2 separate regions of the Homo sapiens genome follow, and region 1 is linked to region 2. A link is a contact called in ENCODE Hi-C or POLR2A ChIA-PET data. All regions are on one chromosome and are shown on one strand. Each heading gives the region's core, a stretch centred on a gene start or an enhancer-like site at or near the end of the contact. The rest is flanking DNA. Distances are from core to core; before and after follow the strand shown. Region 1 overlaps RTCB (RNA 2',3'-cyclic phosphate and 5'-OH ligase). Region 2 holds the start of LINC02558 (long intergenic non-protein coding RNA 2558).

Evidence for each region. A loop is a pair of places that touch in the nucleus more often than their neighbours do. ChIA-PET counts read pairs that join two places held with the same protein, here RNA polymerase II (POLR2A). Pooled maps may share reads with other maps.
Region 1: a loop to region 2 is called in a map of CD4-positive, alpha-beta memory T cell, with 4 times the contacts of the local background. The contact joins the enhancer-like site here to the promoter of LINC02558 in region 2. A Hi-C loop is called at or near these places in 9 of 168 maps with a recorded cell type or tissue (CD4-positive, alpha-beta memory T cell, IMR-90, chondrocyte and 5 more), 4 of 37 single-sample maps with no recorded cell type and 20 of 50 pooled maps. POLR2A ChIA-PET finds 5 or more read pairs at or near these places in 1 of 52 experiments (Panc1).

Annotation. Positions count from the first base shown.
Region 1 is chr22:32,391,993-32,398,326 of GRCh38, forward strand. It overlaps RTCB (RNA 2',3'-cyclic phosphate and 5'-OH ligase), which reads right to left. Exons shown (of 12, transcript NM_014306.5): 7 at 5,949-6,108; 8 at 4,082-4,257; 9 at 3,034-3,222; 10 at 1,900-2,010; 11 at 248-367. Among named protein-coding and RNA genes, the nearest start is that of RTCB, 17 kb to the right of the region's middle. RefSeq lists a silencer at 2,671-2,868. Within about 2 kb of position 4,964, at least 2 of the 41 ENCODE cell types and tissues checked have a DNase peak (open chromatin) inside an H3K27ac peak, as active enhancers do.
Region 2 is chr22:31,969,314-31,975,187 of GRCh38, forward strand. It overlaps LINC02558 (long intergenic non-protein coding RNA 2558), which reads left to right and starts at 1,510. Exons shown (of 5, transcript NR_149128.1): 1 at 1,510-1,599; 2 at 4,074-4,161. RefSeq lists enhancers at 640-689, 760-869.

The DNA.
Region 1 (6,334 bases), core at 3,714-6,213, 430 kb after region 2:
GATGGAGACTATAAATGAACAGTAAAAATCATTCTTAAGGACTTGGCTCGTAATTTTAACCAAAAGAAATGAAAACATAAAACTGAAATAAGCTAATCCAAGGAAGATAAGCCAAAATTGAGGTCATAAAAAAAAATAACCCAAACAATTTCTGTTAGTAACACCCTAAATTGCTGTCTCTGTAGACTGGAACAAATTACAAATGGGGAACAATAAATATTCATGTATTTATCAAAATTTCACTTACCTCTTCCATAACCAGTTTGGGTGAGGCAACACGGATCGCAATTCCCATATCTGCCAATTTGTCTAAGACATCCTGGAAATCTAAATTACGTCGAGATTTTGCTCGGGACAATGCACGGCCCTAGAATGGGAAAGGAATGAACTTTACTTTAAACCCTAAGATGATAAGCCCTTTCCCTGATTTTCTCTCACACTAAAAAGGAGCTTAAAAAAACATCTTTTTTACTTTATCGAATTGGTAACAGGCCTTTTAAACCTCATCATATCCTTTTAGATTTTGGACCGGAGAATTCTTTGTTGGGAGGCTGTCCTATGCAGGGTATTCAGCAGCGCAGCGCAGTGTATTCAGCAGCATCCCTCGCCTCTAAGACCCACTAAATGCCAATAGCAACTCCCACTAAACCATGACAATAAAAAAAGCCTCCAGAAATTGTCAATGTCCCCATGGCGGTAGGGGGATCTCCTTTGTTGAAAACTACTGGGTTAAAATTAGGAGTTGGGAGGCAGCTAGAAATGAGAAACAATCAGAAAAAAAAGTAGGATTAAATACATTTGTGAAGGTCTGTCCTAGGAGAAGGTACTCTAGACAGTTTCTCTTTCCCATTTCAACACTGGCTCAACACTCTGGATGGCTTAGAAAAGGGGCCGGCAAACTACGGTGTATGGGCCAAATATGGCCCACCACCTGCTTTTTAAAATAAACTATTTTGTTTTTTGAGAAAGGGTCTCCCTCTGTCACCCAGACTGGAGTGAAGTGACATAATCATAGCTCACTGCAGCCTTAATCTCCTGGGCTCAAGCAATCCTCCTGCCTTAGCCTCCTGAGTAGCTATGACTACAGGTGTGCCACCACACCCGGCTAATTTAAAAAGTTTTTGTGGAGACGGTGTCTTGCTAATGTTGCCCAGTCTAGTCTTGAATTCCCGGCTTCAAGTGCTCCTCCTGCCCTGGCCTCCCAAAGTGCTGTAATTACAAGTGTGAGCAACCATGCCTGGCCTAAAATAGTTCTATTAGAACACAGCATTGCCCATTTACACAGTACTTAAGGTTGCTTCTGCACTGAAATGGCATAGCTGAATAGCTGGTACACAGACCATCTGGTCCCAAAAGCCTAAAATATTTACGGTCTGGCCCTTTATGGGAAGAGTTTCCTGACCCCTGGGCTTAGAAGATGAGAGGCAGTGTTTTGAAATGGGTGTGTGTGTAGACTGTACATGGGCTCTAATTTGCAAATAGGGCCTATCCTTCCAATCTTGCGTGGACCTACACAATAGGAAGGGGCAAATTAAACAAAGGAGCAGGTCCAGTCAGTCGCTGAGATCAACTGTGATATTTGCATCAGTTAAAGTTCTATCACTTATAAACCAGACAGTAAGCTCAGCTAGTGTGACAATTTCCCAGTCTGGATTTTCTGGACTTGCAGAGATAAGAAACGGTCCCTAACCCTACCAGATCTCACTGAGGCAGAGATACTAGGTGACCCCAGTCAGTTCACTAAATAGTATACATTATGGGGAACAATTTGAAGTACAAGACATGATAGGCCCAAGTCTCAACTCTGTTAATGTTCAATCAGCTACATTTACCAGTCAAAATGGAAAACCATAGCTAAACTGAAGAGAGCATTTCTAAGGAAGTTTCTGTTTTCCTTACCGCTCCATGACAGGTTGTTCCAAAGGTCTCAGTCATGCCCTGTTCAGTGCCAGTAAGAACATAACTACAGGTTCCCATGGTGCCACCAATGAGCACTGGCTGTCCAGTGAGCTGAGGATGCACATAAATCAAACATGTTAAAATTCAGAAAAACATAGGCTTTTTATGCATAAAATTTAAATTTTCTCTTGCACTGTAGGATTGTAGGAGAAACCCAGACTTCTTTTTTTTTTTTTTGAGATGGGAGTCTTGCTCTGTCGCCCAGGCTGGAGTGCAGTGGCGGGATCTCGGCTCACTGCAAGCTCCGCCTCCTGGGTTCACGCCATTCTCTTGCCTCAGCCTCCCGAGTTGCTGGGACCACAGGCGCCTGCTGCCATGCCCAGCTAATTTTTTGTATTTTTAGTAGAGGCGGAGTTTCACCATGTTAGCCAGGATGGTCTCGATCTCCCGAACTCGTGATTTGCCCGCCTTGGCCTCCGAAAGTGCTGGGATTACAGGCGTAAGCCACCACACCCGGCCGGAGAAACCCAGACTTCTAAACGCGCGGCTAGTAAACTATATTAAGATAGTACTTTGATTCTTTGATAAATCGGAGGGGAAGGAAGAGGACGAGAGTGAAAATCTGAGGACCAGTAAAAATGCAGAAGAGTCAAAATAAGAGCAAAGCAAAATCCAAAAGTGTAGAGAAGTGTTGCTAGAACCACCATCCTGAGCAAGGTGCTTGTCTTCTCTGTTTTGGGTTTCTCATCTGTAAAAGGAGCAAGCAGACTATGGGGTCTTTCGAACTCCACCACAGCCAGACACCAAGAGGACAGGAGGAATGAAACAGACTGAGTTTACTCTGTCTTCTGTAACTGAGTTACTCCTGTCTTCCACTAATTCAAAGGCCTCAATTCACGGTAGTGGAGTAAAATACACTTCCTGCAGCACTTGCTATAGCACACGGCACCACCGCAAGCACAAATGATGGGGGAAGGAGTTACTGCTTCAGAGAAGATTGGGAATCACTGTTCTCATGAGTGACAGAGTATTTTCTTTTCACAATTGCTGCTTTTCGTTTTAAATGTAATTCACATTTGCAACAATCTAAATCGTGCCCCCACTGCTTAAAACTACAAACGTAGAGCTACGTACTTGGTAATCAACAGCAATGAGGGGATGGTGAGGAGGGAAAGCGCGGGTGGATCCCTTCCTGTGTACTAACAGTGTCCGTTCCTTTCCGTCCACCACATGCTGCTCCACTTTGGCAATGTTGTGAGAAACATCATAGATCACATGTAGGTCCAAGTCATCAGGGGTTGTGTTGAAGACCTTGGCGAAAGCCTAGGAGAAAACACAGAAGATAAAAGCAGCCAGAACTTCAGGACTTATGTTCAGCTCTTCGTGACTCATCTCACTGGTTTCAGGTAGTCTGTTCTGAAGGGAGTAAAAGATTTAAAAGTTCAAAAGTAGCCGTAAGATTATCTTCACGTAAAGGACAAAAGCTGTCCTTTAGACCACACAGGAAATGCCACCACATCATTTTCATCTTTAGTTGAAAAGCTGCTGGGCAACTTTTGATCCCACCTTTCAAAATTGCTTCTTCTCAGCCTTCTGAATCTTAGTCAGTGGCACTTTTATTCTCTATGCTGTTCAAGACAAATTCTAGGAATAATTTTGATTCTCTGCTCTCATTTCTCATGCCTGATACTCTGATGATTTAGTTTAAGACAACACCAAAACCTTGGACACTTCTCTGGTATTTTGAAAGTTAACTATGTGAATTTCCAAAACCAAACACCATAGGCTTTGACTGGACTGCACGATGTTTTTTTCTTTTGGAGACAGGAGTCTCACTCTGTCACCCAGGCTGGAGTGCAGTGGCACGATCTCGGCTCACTGCAAGCTCCACTTTCCAGGTTCACACCATTCTGCTGCCTCAGCCTCCCGAGTAGCTGGGACTACATGCACCCGCCACGACGACCAGCTAAGCTAATTTTTTGTATTTTTAGTAGAGACGGGGTTTCACCGTGTTAGCCAGGATGGTCTGGATCTCCTAACCTTGTGATCCGCCCCCCCTCGGCCTCCCAAAGTGTTGGGATTACAGGCATGAGCCACCGTGTCCAGCCTGGACTGCACTATGTTTTAAAGCACTTAACATCATCATGAATGACTCGGAACAGAAGAGCAACTTCTACTGTACCTGACGGGTTAAGAAGGTCATGGAAGAGCGGTTGACCCAGGCATAGTTCCCAGCAGCTGCCATTCCCTTCAGATAGTCTTGACCCTCTGGGGAAGCGATTCGAGCACAAGCCAACTGCCGATCATTGACTATAATCTTGTCTCTCTTCATGGCCTTCTCCATAGCTACCAGCGCATCTGGAACAAGAGCCACAAAGTCCAAACCAGTTAGCTTTCCCTTAAATGAACAGTTCAGATTTACTGCAGAAAGGTAGGCTACATTCAAATTCATTCCACAAAAAAACCCAATGAAAGCCAACTTTCCCTTTAATGTGTTTCTGAGTTCATCTATTTGCTCAGTCAAGACGTACTTGAGAATCTTTCAGAGTGCAGTGACAGTTTGTGGGACACAAAGTCAACATTTGCCCTCTAGGAACTTGAAAGAGAATGGGATGTGTAAACAAATAGCCACAAGATGGTCTTCATTACTCCTTTCTCAATATGTGAATGCATGGGAATAGTAGTAGCAAAATACATTTTGTTGCCTTCATGATTAATCAAATCCATGACAAAATGCAGAGAAGTACTCAGGGGAATGTTCTGAAACACTAGTTGACACTTCGTACATCTGCTAGGTTAAATAGTCTAGAGGGTCAGGCTGGCACAAATTATTAAATTCTCACACAATAAAATGGACTAGAGGCTGATCTGTAACATGGAATTTTAAGCTTATAACAATTTCCAGGCATCTATATACCTTTTCATTGATTCGCTGTTGGAGGCCGAAAGAATGAGGGTCGTGAACAACTCAGTATACCACTGGAGGCTATGAGTAAACAGCAAACTGTTCTTATGAATGCAAGATGCTGGCAAGCTGACAACTGCGTCTGTTGCCCAGAAGGAATGCTGAGGGCAGCCACGCCCCAGGCACAAGTGTTTCTTGTGACAGGCACATGTGAAGCCTGTTAGCAATAATATGAACCTGGGATCAATCAAGCAGCTGACCAATAGTTACCTCCTCCTCCCTGCTCTTTCTACCCAATAAATACAAAGGGCTGTGGAAGCTCACTAGAAGCAAGAAGCCCCTGACTCCTTCTTTAAAAGTTTCTTTTGTTTTTTGTTTTCATTTCTGCGTTCATCCCGCTTCATTCAGTCCTGTAGTAACCGTCACAATTCATACATTATTTCACACACCCTCCAAGCTATCCAAAAGGACCTATCCAATATTTCGCTGCTTCCTGCTTTTGTTCATGCTGCCTTTGTCACCAGTCTTTGTGTGTAATTGTCCAAACTGTGAGATCCAGCTCAACACTGGGTCCATGAAGCCATCTCCAAAATCTTTTTCTTAAATGTGTTTTGTTTGACTCTCCTATATAATTAATTGCTACCTTTTAATATTTATTTTTTCTTTTAAATGGACATGACCTTTACTTCATGAGACAATTTGAGTGCAAAGTATCTGCCTCTTTCATCAGCAAATCCACCATCACATCTACTGTTGCAGAGCAGGTATATGATACATAATCTGCCAAATGAAAGCCTATTTCATAAATTCCACTCTTTACACATTTCTTGCTCTTTCTTGGCCAGATAGTAACTCATAAGAGTAAACATAACAATAACTGCAACTAACATTTATTGAGTGTTTACTAATGTCAAACATTAAGTGCTTTACATATATTATTAACTTTCCATGATAATTCTATATGAAATAACTATTATACTCATTTTTTTAGACAAGAAAGTTATGGCCCAGTGAATTTGTCCAAGTTATTTAATTGTTGAGGACTCAGGATAAAACCCATGCAGTATATTTCAGAGTTTTCGCTCTTAAATTTCTATCTGGTTGCCCATAAAATGTACATTTTAGCACAAAGTCTAGAATATACCTGTGGCTACTTGGTGGCCCAAGCCTCTGCTTCCACTGTGGATCATCACACACACCTGTCCCTTATGGTCGATGCCCATTTTTTTAGCAGCATACTCATTGAAAATCTCATCCACAACCTGGATTTCTGCATAATGGTTGCCTGCTCCCAGGGTCCCCAACTGCAAATGTAAAAATGTCTGGTAAGATAGTTTTTATTCCAGTTTTTTTTTTAATCTATTTAAAAACCAAAAAGATAAAAACAAACTAACAACAAAATAAACATACAAATAGTGTTTCAGTAACAAAAAAATTCCTAAGCTATAGAAGTGTTTCATTTACAATATTCTACACAACAAAATAACGTAGACTAGCTCCTGAATTTTGTTATATCATTATATGCTTGGT
Region 2 (5,874 bases), core at 260-2,759:
CACAGGCAGAATTTCTTCTTCAGGAAAACCTCAAGTCTGATTTTAAGGCCTTTCAACTGCGTCTATCAAGCCCACCTAAATTATCCAGGATATCTTCCTTTTATGTAAAGTCAACTGATAATGGACTTTATTCGCATCTACAAAACAACTTCACCAAAACATCCAGTTTAGTGTTGGAATAATTGGGGCCTTTAGTCTAGCCAAGTTGACACAGTAAAAAAGACATCACACTCAGCAGGGCATGGTGGCTCAGTCCTGTAATCCTAGCACGTTGGCAGGCCAGGGCGGGAGGATTGCTTGAGGCCAGGAGGTCCAGACCAGCCTGGGCAATGTAGAAAGACACCATCTCTCCAAAACATAAAAAAAGATAAATTAGCTGGGCTCGATAGCTATACCTATAGTCCCAGCCACTCAGGAGGCTAAGGTGGGAGAATCACTTGTGCCCAGGAGTTTGAGGCTGCAGTAAGCTATGATCATGCCACTGTACTCCAGCCTAGGTGACAGAGCGAGACTGTGTCTCAAAAACAAACAAACAAAAAGCAGTGGAACGTTGCTTTACATATATTAGAGCACTTACCACATGCCCTGTGGTTAAGTGATTTGCATGCAGCATCTCAGTTAATCTCAGAACATCCCGTGACGCAGGTATCCTTCTTGTCCCTGATTTTACAGTTCAGGAAACGGCCTCAGAGAGGTGAGGAGACGCCCACAGTCGCGTGGCATGGTGCACCTGTGTTCTGAACTGTCACTTGCCTCTCCCTGTGAGCCTCTCTTTACTCTGCCTTGTCTTCTTGTCCTGGGGCAAGAAGTTAGGGTTCAAGACCCTTCGGGATGTGAGGATGTTTCTGCCACTCTGGACATTAGTTTTCTCCCCTAAGTGGCTCTATCTCTCCCGGCCTGAGTTTGGAAGGGAGACACCATTCTGGTACGACTTTTCTTAGGCCTGTGCTGCCATCTATGGGGCTCGAAGGTGCTCGCCATGCTCCAGACCGGCCACCTGGCAGTCAGGTGAGCTTGCAAGTGTGAAGAGCAGCGGGATGCGGGGGAGGGAGCAAGCCCAGTAACAAATAAAGCAAATATCATCGGCCCTTGTCCTCAGCTGCTCGCTCAGGCCCCCCAGAATCCTGTAGCATTTCTGGGGATTAAGAGGGTGGTGGGGTTTTCACCTCTATCACGTCTACTGCCAGCCTGGCGCCCAAAGGTTCGGCCGTCATCCGCCCCAGCGGGTCCCTGGAACCGCCGGGATGCCCAGGCTGCCAGGGGGTCTAATGGGGAACTGGGAGTTTCTTTCAGGTCACAGGATAGGTCTGCAGTGCGACTCAGGCTCCCGCGGGGACCTGCCCACTCGAACGGGGGAGGAGGAAGAGGCTCCGGGGGAGAGCCAAGGAGGCGGGGAAGAGGAGCGGCGTCCCGGGAAAGGGGATGCTGGAGCTCCTGCCGACGCTCCACCTGTAGCCCCGCCCTTGACTCCGCCCACTTCCCCAGCCCCTCCCTTCCAGGCGCAGCCTCGAGGTGGCGCTGTGGAGCCGCGCAGGGTCTAGGGCGACTCTCTGAGGGAGCCGCGGCCGCCAGGCTCCGTGGGTTTTGGTTCAGGCGCCGGTTAGTGTCGGGGTAGGCCACGCAGTGAGTTGGCTTGAGGCAGGAGGCAGGCGGAAACCGAGGCTGAGAGGCTGGCTGTCGCTGCCACCCCTCAGCAACCCCAGTGCAGCTGGTCATCCTGTCAGCCGATCAGTCAGTCGCGTCCCCAGCCCGGCTCACACGCCTCCTCCATCAGTCCCTCAGTCAGTCCCTGCGTTTCCTGTCTTTCCCTTGCCTTTCTCCCTCTTTTTTCTTGTCTTTTCTTTCTTTCTTTTCCTTCCTTCTCTCTCTATTTCTCTCACTTTCTTTCCTTTTCTTTTTCTTTTTATGAGAGGGGTCACCTCACTATGTCACCCAGGCTGGAGTGCAGTGACGTCATCTCGGCTCACTCAGCTTCGACATCCTGGGCTCAAGCCATCCTCCCGCCTCGGCCTCCCAAAGCTCCGGGATCACAGGCAGAGCCACTGTATCCGCCCAACCATTGCGGTTCCTGCCAGGTGGTCGGCTGGCAGGTCGGCCCTTGTCACCTGGGTCCCCGAGCCCTGCACACTGTGAGGGCGAACAGAGTCCATGGAGGATGGTGAGGGGAGGAAATATGTGGAGCCCAGGCCTTGCTTTTTCTGTTTTTTGTTCTTGTTGTTGTTGTTGCTGTTGTTTTGTTTTTTTTTTTTTTAGACGGAGTCTCGCTCTGTCGCCCAGGCTGGAGTGCAGCTCACTGCAAGCTCGGCCTCCCGGGTTCACGCCGTTCTCCTGCCTCAGCCTCCCGAGTAGCTGGGACTACAGGCGCCCGCCACCACGCCCGGCTAATTTTTTGTATTTTTAGTAGAAACGCGGTTTCACCGTCTTAGCCAGCATGGTCTCGATCTCCTGAACTCGTGATCCGCTCACCTCAGCCTTCCAAAGTGCTGGGATTACAGGCGTGAGCCACCGCGCCCGGCCTCTTTTTTTTTTTTGAGTCTTGCTCTGTTGCCCAGGTTGAAGTGCAGTGGTGCGATCTCTGCTCACTGCAACCTCTCCCTTCCGAGTCCAAATGATTCTCTTGCCTCAGCCTCCTGAGTAGCTGGGATTACAGGCACTCACCACCACGCCTGGCTAATTTTTGTGTTTTTAGTAGAGGCGAGGTTTCACTATGTTGGCCAGGCTGGTCTTGAACTCCTGGCCTCAAGAGTCTGCCCGCCTCGGCCTCTCAAAGTGCTGGGATTACAGGTGTGAGCCACTGTGCCCGGCCGTTTTTTTTCTGTTTTTGGTCAGAGTTACTTGCCAAAGGGCTTTGGTTTTTTCCCCTCAGGATCTCCCAGGCCCTTGGGGGGCAGAGGGGACAACGATGCTGACCCGCTCCTGAGGTGGCGCTCGGCCAGCACAGCTGTCCCTGGAGCAGAAGAGTGGCAGTGGAGGGGCCAGAGCCCTGGCTTTCAGCGGCTGTACTGAGAGTTACTCCACGTTCAGCCCTTCCCCGCCCGACGCGGATTGGCTGTGGGCTGGGTCTGATCCTTCCCGGACCTGGAGCAGCTGTGGGCTGGGCCTGATCCACTGACTGCCTTCTATGTTAGAGCTGGCAGCATGGGGGCCCAGACCCGGGCCCTTCCAGGAGGTGCCAGGGCAGTGGGACCCGGCCCTGAGCTGGAGAGAGCATTCCTGTGCTGGTCGTGGCAGTGCTTCCACCTCACTGTGTGTGCTTGTGCAGGTCACTTCACCCAGGCCTCGGTGTCATCACGGACAGCTTTCAGAAAGGGGAGACAGCCTGGACATGGTGGCTCACACCCATAACCTCAGCACTTTGTGAGGCCAAGGTGGGGAGGATCACTTGAGGCCAGGGGTTCAAGACCAGCCTGGGCAACGTAGTAAGTAACCCCATCTCTAAAGAAAAAAAATTAGCTGGACATGGGAGGCCGAGGTGGGAAGATGGGGCTTGAGCCCAGGAAGTCGAGGCTGCAGTGATCCTCGACTGCACTCCAGTGGTGCATTCGATTACACTACTGCACTCCAGCCTGGGTGACAGCGGGGAGACCCCTCTCAAACAAACAAAATCCCCCCAAACCCAAACCTGCCACCTACTTCCCTGCCCTGCCCGGTACTGTGGGTTTGGAAATATAACCATGGAGGTGAAAGCCCAGGTGTGAGGAAGTTATAACCTGACCTCTCATGGTTTTCCTGATGCAGGGGAGGAAGAATGGAAGAAAGAAATGAGAAAAGGCAGGGGTGGCCTGAACTCCTGGGCTCCAGGGGACGCTGTGTCTGTTACCCCCACCCATAGGAGCCTGGGGTTCTGGCCTGGGCTGTGTGACCCTGGGCCTGTCTCTGCTGCTCTCTGGGCTTTTACAGCAGTGAAGAGCTTGGGTTCTATGATCTCTAAGGCTTGAGACTTGAGTGGAAGGGTTTCTAACAGAAATCCTGGGGCCATGATGTTCGGGGAGCAAGAGCTAAGCTGTCTGGTGCAATAGCCACTAACCACGTGTTGCTGTTGGGCACTTGACATGTGGCTTGTCTGATTTCAGGTGTGCCCAAGGATGTTGTAGAACTCTGTCTAGCCACAGTGTGGGGATGGGGAGCTCCCGCCGACAGACTCTGTTGCTTTCTGGCTTGGTAAGTGGGAATACCGAAGTCCCTGGCTGTGTGTTCAGCCCAGTGGGGTTGGGATAGGTACTGGGGAAGGTGGGAGCTGGGTCAGAAACCCTCCCTCAGCCCAACCTGGGTGGACTCCTGGGACCCTTGGTGGGAGGAGGGGTCTGATGACCCTGGGGGAGGGAGGGAGGGGAATTGGCAAGACTCAGATGTATACTCTGGGGACGACGATCCTCTCTCTTTCTGCCCCAGTCCCGCTCCTTTCTTTGAAGCTGGGGTCCCCAGCTCACATCATGCCCAGGCAGCCTCAGTGTTCCAGTGAGGCGGGAGCTACAGCTCCTGGAAATTAGAGGTGACCTGGGCGAGGCAAGTTTTTTGTAGGGACCTGGTGGGATACTCCCAGGGGATTGTTCTCCTGGGCAGGCCTGGGAAGTCCCAGGAAGAGTTGGTTATTCATTCACATCCAGTGTTTATTGGACATCCACCACATGCCAGGCTTTGTGCCAGGCAGTGAGTGACAGGAGTGAACTGTACAGACATTGACCCTGTTTATGGAGTGCAGTGTCTAGAAGTGGTGATAAGGGCAATGGGAGAAGACAAAAATGAAAGTACACGAATTAGTTAAAGTAAAAATTCTGATACCAGGCACGGCGGCTCATGTCTGTAATCCCAGCACTTTGGGAGGCCGAGGCCAGCGGATCACCGGAGGTTGGGAGTTGGAGACCAGCCTGACCAACATGGAGAAACCCCATCTCTACTAAAAATACAAAATTAGCTGGGCGTGGTGGCACATGCCTCTAATCCCAGCTACTTGGGAGGCTGAGGCAGGAGAATCGCTTGAACCTGGGAGGCAGAGGTTGTGGTGAACGGGGTTGCACCACTGCACTCCAGCCTGGGCAACAAGAGTGAAACTCTGTCTCAAAAAAAAAAAAAAAGTTAAAATTGTGGTATGTGCTGTGAGGGTAGCAAGGCGGGTGCTAAGATAGAGAACAAAGCAGGCCATTCTGGGAGGATTCTCTGAGCAGGTGACACTTAGCCTAAGACCTGAAAGAGGAGGAGCCATGGGATGGAAAGAGTGTTCCAGACAGAGGGAATAGCATTCATCCACTCACTCACTCATGCATGTGTTACTCTGTGTTGGACGCTGTTCTATTTGCTCCCAAAACAGCGATGAACAATACAGGAGAAATGCTTTCTGTCATGGAGCTTATGTTGTACTGGAAGAAGACAGAAGGCAAATAACCAATTAGACAAATAATATCAGGAAATGATGAATGCTCTGGAGAACATAAAAAGATGATGGGCTAGCAAATGACTAAGGATGAAGGGACTATTGCAGATAAGGTGGAGAGGGAAGGCCACTCTGGAGACCTGAATGATGAGAAGGAGCCAGGCAATGGAAGGGTCTGGAGGAAGAGCATTCCAGAGAAAGGGACCAGGAAGTGGAAACGAGTTTAGCAGATTTGAGGCATATGGCCAGTGGGAGAGTGATGGGCAGTGAGGTGCAGGGAGCAAGTTGTGGAGGGTGTGGCAAAACTAGGCCAGGAGTTTGGATTTTAGTAGAAGGCATCGGGAAGCTGGTGGAGGGATGTGGGTAGGGGAGTGGTCCAGTCCCTCAGGCTGCTCTGTGTGGGTATAGAGTGAGAAGGTGGGAAGGTGGGAGTTAAACTAGTTAGAAATCATTGAGGCCGGGCGCAGTGACTCACGCCTGTAATCCCAGCACTTTGGGAGGCT